2 separate regions of the Homo sapiens genome follow, and region 1 is linked to region 2. Evidence: chromatin loops called from intact Hi-C (ENCODE). Cell type or tissue: CD14-positive monocyte. All regions are shown on one strand. Links, peaks and the distances in the headings refer to the core of each region. The heading gives the core; the rest is flanking DNA.

What was found. Peaks named below come from ENCODE experiments on the same cell type or tissue, not always from the same donor. Only the 100,000 strongest peaks of a DNase experiment are listed, where the experiment ranks them.
Region 1: it touches region 2 in a loop (2.0-fold over the local background); 3 of 110 quality-filtered maps call a loop at or near these places.

What each region holds. Positions count from the first base shown.
Region 1 is chr3:28,306,994-28,309,813 of GRCh38, forward strand. The region is part of intron 2 of CMC1 (C-X9-C motif containing 1); the gene reads left to right. Among named protein-coding and RNA genes, the nearest start is that of ZCWPW2, 40 kb to the right of the region's middle. In CD14-positive monocyte, for the core only: no CTCF peak of the experiment used is centred there; a DNase peak (open chromatin) is centred at 1,458; H3K4me3 peaks cover 569 bases; H3K27ac peaks cover 1,150 bases.
Region 2 is chr3:28,249,910-28,252,729 of GRCh38, forward strand. The region is part of intron 1 of CMC1 (C-X9-C motif containing 1); the gene reads left to right. Among named protein-coding and RNA genes, the nearest start is that of CMC1, 9.7 kb to the left of the region's middle. In CD14-positive monocyte, for the core only: no CTCF peak of the experiment used is centred there; DNase peaks (open chromatin) are centred at 1,302 and 2,402; H3K4me3 peaks cover 1,555 bases; H3K27ac peaks cover 2,452 bases.

The DNA of each region.
Region 1 (2,820 bases), core at 43-2,542, 57 kb after region 2:
TTAAGATGGCCATCTTTTTGGCTCCATAGTTTTAAAACATTTTCACTTTTAGATTTACAAATACTATTTCCTTTTAATCACCTTTTAAATATATCTGTCTTTAGCATTTGGATCAAGTACATTTCAACACACAGATATCATAAAAGATGAAAGAGTACTGCGTTGCCCTGTTTTTAGCACAATGGGATACAAGTTTTTGTTACATTATACTTCATGAAAAATCACTCCTGTTAAATGTCTAATGGGATGAGAATACTATATTTCCTTTTTGTCCTTAAAAATGTATTATTCAGGCCAAGTCAAGAGAATTGTTTGAGGCTAGGAGTTCAAGACCAGCCTGTGCAATATAGCAAGACCTTGTCTCTAGGAAAAATAAATAAAAAAAATTAGCTAGGTGTGGTGCTGCACACCTGTAGTCCTAGCTACTCGGGAGGCTGAGGTGGGAGGATCACTTGAGCCCAGAGTTCAAGGCTACAGAGAGCTATGATCTAACCAGCGCCCAGCCTGGGTGACAAGAAAAAAAGTATTATTCACGCATCAGTTCCTGATTTTGAGAAAATTCATCTGGGATACTGTCACCTGAAGACTTATAGTCAATATGATTATGTGCTTATATGATCAATTTCATCATCTTCGTTAAAGTCTAGAGTGCTGCTCTTGGTTTCTTTGCATTCTTCTAATTCATCTAATAATTGCAAAACATCTTTTAGCCAGTTTTTCCCCCCACTGTGGTAGTATATTAGTTTTCTATTGCTATTGTAACAAATTATACAAACTTAGTAGCTTTATTAAGACAATACAAATTCATTGTATCATAGTTCCGTAGTTCTCAAGTGTGACAGGTCTCACTGGGCTAAAATCAAGGTGTTAGCAGAGCTGTGTTTGTTTCTGGAGCCTCTAGGGGAAAGTCTGTTTCCTTGCCTTTTTCAGCAAAGATGCAAGTATTCTCTTTTTTCCATCTTTAAAGCCAGCAAGATAGAATCTCTCTGACTCTGCTTCCATCATCTCATCTCTTTTCTCCTGTTCTCTTCCGCATCTGTCTTTCACTTTTAAAGACCCTTGTGATTACTTTGGGCCTTCCCAGATAACCTCCCTATTTTCAACTGATTAGCAAAGTTAATTCTGTCTGCATCCTTAATTCCCATTTCCTGTGTATCTTAACATATTCATGGGTTTCAGAGATTGTGACTGGGACATCTTTGGGGACTATTATGCTACCTAACATAGGCAGAAAATGAAAAGAAAAATTCAAACCTTAACTGTATTCAGTGAAAGCTTTAAAAAAAAAAGAAAAGAAAAAGCTACTTTTATATCTTCATGAACGGTAATACAATACATTGAGCAATATAGTAAATGTGATGTAATAATGGAAGCTTTATTTCACTATTGCATCCTTCTAGGGGATTTCATCATTTTCTTTTCTTATCGTAGTTATTTTTAGCATAGTTGGAAATAACTGACAGGCCATGATGCAATAATTTCTGCTATGATGAAATAAAATGTTTGAAGATACAGGAAAAATAAGATCAATAAGTTATATATTGAATCTTAGCTTTACACGAAGATCAAATGATCCTAGTTGATAAAATGAATTTTATTGTATTAAAAATATGTCCATTTTCTTTAGATTTTTGGAGGCCTCTAAGAAAGAATAAAGTCTTAAATTATTCTTGAAATAGTTATGGAATTACTTATAAATGAAATCTACAGGCTGAGCATGGTGGCTTACGCCTGTAATCCCAGCACTTTGGGAGGCCGAGGTGGGCGGATCACAAGGTCAGGTGATCGAGACCATCCTGGCCAACATGGTGAAACCCCATCTCTACTAAAATACAAAAAATTAGCCCTGTGTGGTGGCGCATGCCTGTAGTCCCAGCTACTCGGGAGGCTGAGGCAGGAGAATCGCTTGAACCTGGGAGGCGGAGGTTGCAGTGAGCCAAGATCATGCCACTGCACTCCAGCCCGGCGACGGAGCGAGACTCCGTCTCAAAAAAAAATAAATAAATAAATAAATAAGCCTGCAAAACTAAAATTGGGTCTAGTGGACCCTGATTTTATACTGAGGGTCAAATGCTTGGTTTCCTTGCTTTCTCTGGTGCCACATAGTCCTCTGTATTTTTCCAGTTTCTTCTTTTTCTCCTAGCGTTAAGTGTTAGGATTCCTCAGTGGTTGTCCAGGGCCTCTTTTCATTATTTTTGTTAAGTTACTACTATCAAAACAGTATCTTCAGAACCTGCTTCCAACTCATAGGTAACTGCCTTCTACTTGGATGTTTCACAGGCCCCTTAACTGAACATGTCCTAAATTCATTGTCATCTTTATTCCATCTTCCTCCACCAAAACAGAACAAATTCATATGCTATTCCTTTTTGGTGAGTGTGTGTTATGTAAAACAGTGCTTTTGTTTGTTTTTCTGGTGTTTTTTAAGTCATCAACCTGGGCCATCATGCACCCAGCAAGAAAATTAGGGGTTATCCTTGACTCGTCCTTCTATTACACTCATAAATAACTATATTCCAAGTCCTGTTAGTTCTCTCTGGTTTCATTTTTATTCACTCACTTCTGTCCTTTCCTGCTTTGTCTGCCACAGGTTTAAATGTTTTTAGCCCCTTGGACTATTGTACTAACTTTCTATCCAGTTTTCTTATTTCCAGTTCTGTTTCCTCTGCCTACTCTAAGGTTCTGTGCAGAAGAAAACATGATCTTGTCATTCCACTGTGCAAACCCTTTTGAGGATTTCGATAGCCCTTAGAACACAGCCTAAACATTTTAACATTGCCTACTGGTCGTATTTGGTACATGCCTTTTCTCCTGCAGCTG
Region 2 (2,820 bases), core at 97-2,596:
TTCTCCCTGTGTGTTTACATGGCAGTGAGCGGGGAGGGATGGGGGAAGAGGAGGTTGAGGGAGGAGGAGGAGAGAACGAGAAGGAGAGAGAGCCCTCTGCTTCTTATGAGGCCACTAATCCTATCGAATTAAGGCCTCACCTTTATGACCGCATTTGACCTTAATTACCTCCCAAAAGCACTGTCTCCACATACAGTCACATTGAGGGTTAGGGATTCAACATATGAATTTGGAGAATGGTAAACACAATTCAACTCATGCCAACCACTGATCTAGCAGGAGAAGATTGGATATATAGTGTGATGTGATGTGTTTAAGTCCAGGTGTGATTATAGCAACAGAACGAGTGCAGGCAAAATCTTGGGGTTAGAGGAAGGAGAAATCACTTTTTAGTGCTGGAGGTCAGGAAGAACTTTGGGATGGAGAAATGTTGAATTGAGTTTTAAATAAGTAAACTTTGATAACAAAAAATAAGAGGTTGAAGATGGAAAATAAAGACTGAGATTGAACTAGAGTTTGGCTTTACCTGTTACTTGCCGGGTAATGCTGCAAGATTGCTTTGAGCTTTCTGAGTCTTAATTTCTTTGTATCTGCTTCTAAATGAGATGATGTTTGTAAACCAGTTCCATCCACCACCCTTTTCTTCTTTCTGTAAATATTTATCGTGTTGCTTCTGTGTACTATATAACTATAAGCCGATTTTTCAGGTAAGAAGGGTAACATAACCACTAGGTTGGCAAAATGAAGGTTTACATTGTAGGAAATTTAAGTTGGAATTGAGCTGCTGGTGGGACTTAGAAACCACCAGTAGATAGTTGAAAATGTGGAAAGTTGGAGATGGAGATGAGCACTGAGAACTCAGTATCATAAACACTATCTTTAAAGGTGGAACCTTGTGGGATTGCCCCAGGAGGATTAAGTACAGATATTACCTTGGAAGTGTGTATAGTTCTAGTATTGTTACCATTGTTCAGGATATTTTTGAAACTCCTTTAAGATTTCCCTTTGGATTCTTCAGTACACTCGTCTTAATATCCTCATTTTGGCAAATCTTTGTTCTGAAAGTTAATTTGAATTTCAGCCAAGGTTTAACCAGAGACAGTCTGGTGAAGGTGATAGACGATCATCCTGGGAAATGCTGCCTCTTCCCTTGTCTCAGTTTGTTTTATGTTGCTATAAATGAATACCTTAGGATGAGTAATTTATAAAGAAAGAAGTGTATTTAGCTCACAGTTCTGCAAGCTATACAGGAAGCATGGCATCTGCTTGGCTTCTGATGAGAACATTTATGCTGTGTCAGAACATGGCAGAGAAGATCAAAGGGGAAGCGGGCATGTGTGAAGAGGGACCAAACGTGAGAGGTGTCCTGACTTTTACAACAATCCAGTCTCTTGGGAACTAGTCATTTTCTCTGAGAACCAGCCCACTCTGAAGAACTAGTCCACTCCAGCAAGAGCAGGAATTCATTACTGCTAGAAGGGCACAAAGCTGTTCATGAGACATCTGCCCTCGTGTCCCAAACACATCCCATTAGGGACCACCTCCTTACACTGCCACACTGGGGATCAGATTTCAACATGAGATTTGGTGGGGACAAACCATATCCAAACCATATTGCTCCCACCCCAAAAAAGTTATATTATGGAACTGGTTTTCATGTTTACTTCAGATTAGCTCTGAAGCCATACCAAGAAAGATGATGTGATTTGAGCAAAGGCTGAGTCTTTGAAATAAGTGAAAAACCCTTCAATATAAAAATAATTCTCCTATTCCATTATCAAAGTATTATATTTTCTTTATAGGAATTCTATGAAATATTGTAAGATAAAAGAAGAACCAGTAGTAACATGGTGGAGAGAGGCTTGAGGAACATTCATAGGATTGAGAATATTACACAATCTTCTAGATTTATATGAGGAAAAAAAGTAAATCAGGCAATGTATTGCTAAGAAGGCCACAGGTATGCTGTCATTTATTACTTTCTCAAATGTCTGCTCCTGTCCCATAACACTGCTGATTTTCTGCCGGATATCAGTGGGAAATTGTGCTTGTAGGCGCAAAGACAGTCTTGAAGTTTTACCAAATAAAGTAAATGTGAAACTTGTTCATTTAAGAAATTATGGCCACAATGGCGGTTGTAACACAGTTCTAAAATTGGCATGTCTTATTGCATAAGTTAATTTCCTGCTTTGGTATACTTTTAAATATGTTGTCCCTTTCTGGCCTCCTCTTGGTTAAAGCAGTGTGGGTGGAAGAGGAACTTTTCACACCTAGCAATCTGCAGAATCTGAGGTCCAAGAAATAGGTGCTATTGGGAAATGGGCACATCTAGTGTGAACAAGGTGGTTAATTAACAGTGAAAGCTGATAGGACAGAGAAGCTCAGATGAAGCATACTATTGTGGGATATGGGTGTTACTTGACCCAGAAGCTAAGCAGAAATAGGCACATCTACCTCACTGATGTACTTTCCGTATTTTGTAAGCGTTTGAGCTTATACAAAATTAGATTGTTAGTGGCTGACCTAATATTTGATGTTTATTCTCTTTGAATGTGTTTTTCAGCCAGCTGACAAATTGCTCCCCTTGCTTTTAAAAATATTTTTTTCCCGTGGTAGGAAGCAGAATCAGAATTCCCTTTGATTTTACTTTCTGATAAAAAATTGAGAACTGAATTTTCAAATTTTGCTGGTTCAAATGGTGCTTCTGAAACACAAACTTACTGTCTAAAGGTTGTTTCCCTGCTTCAGCATAACTGTGGAAGCTCATTTAGCCTTGTTTGCTTAAGTCTCCTAAGGCCCCCACTCCATGTGCATGGTGGT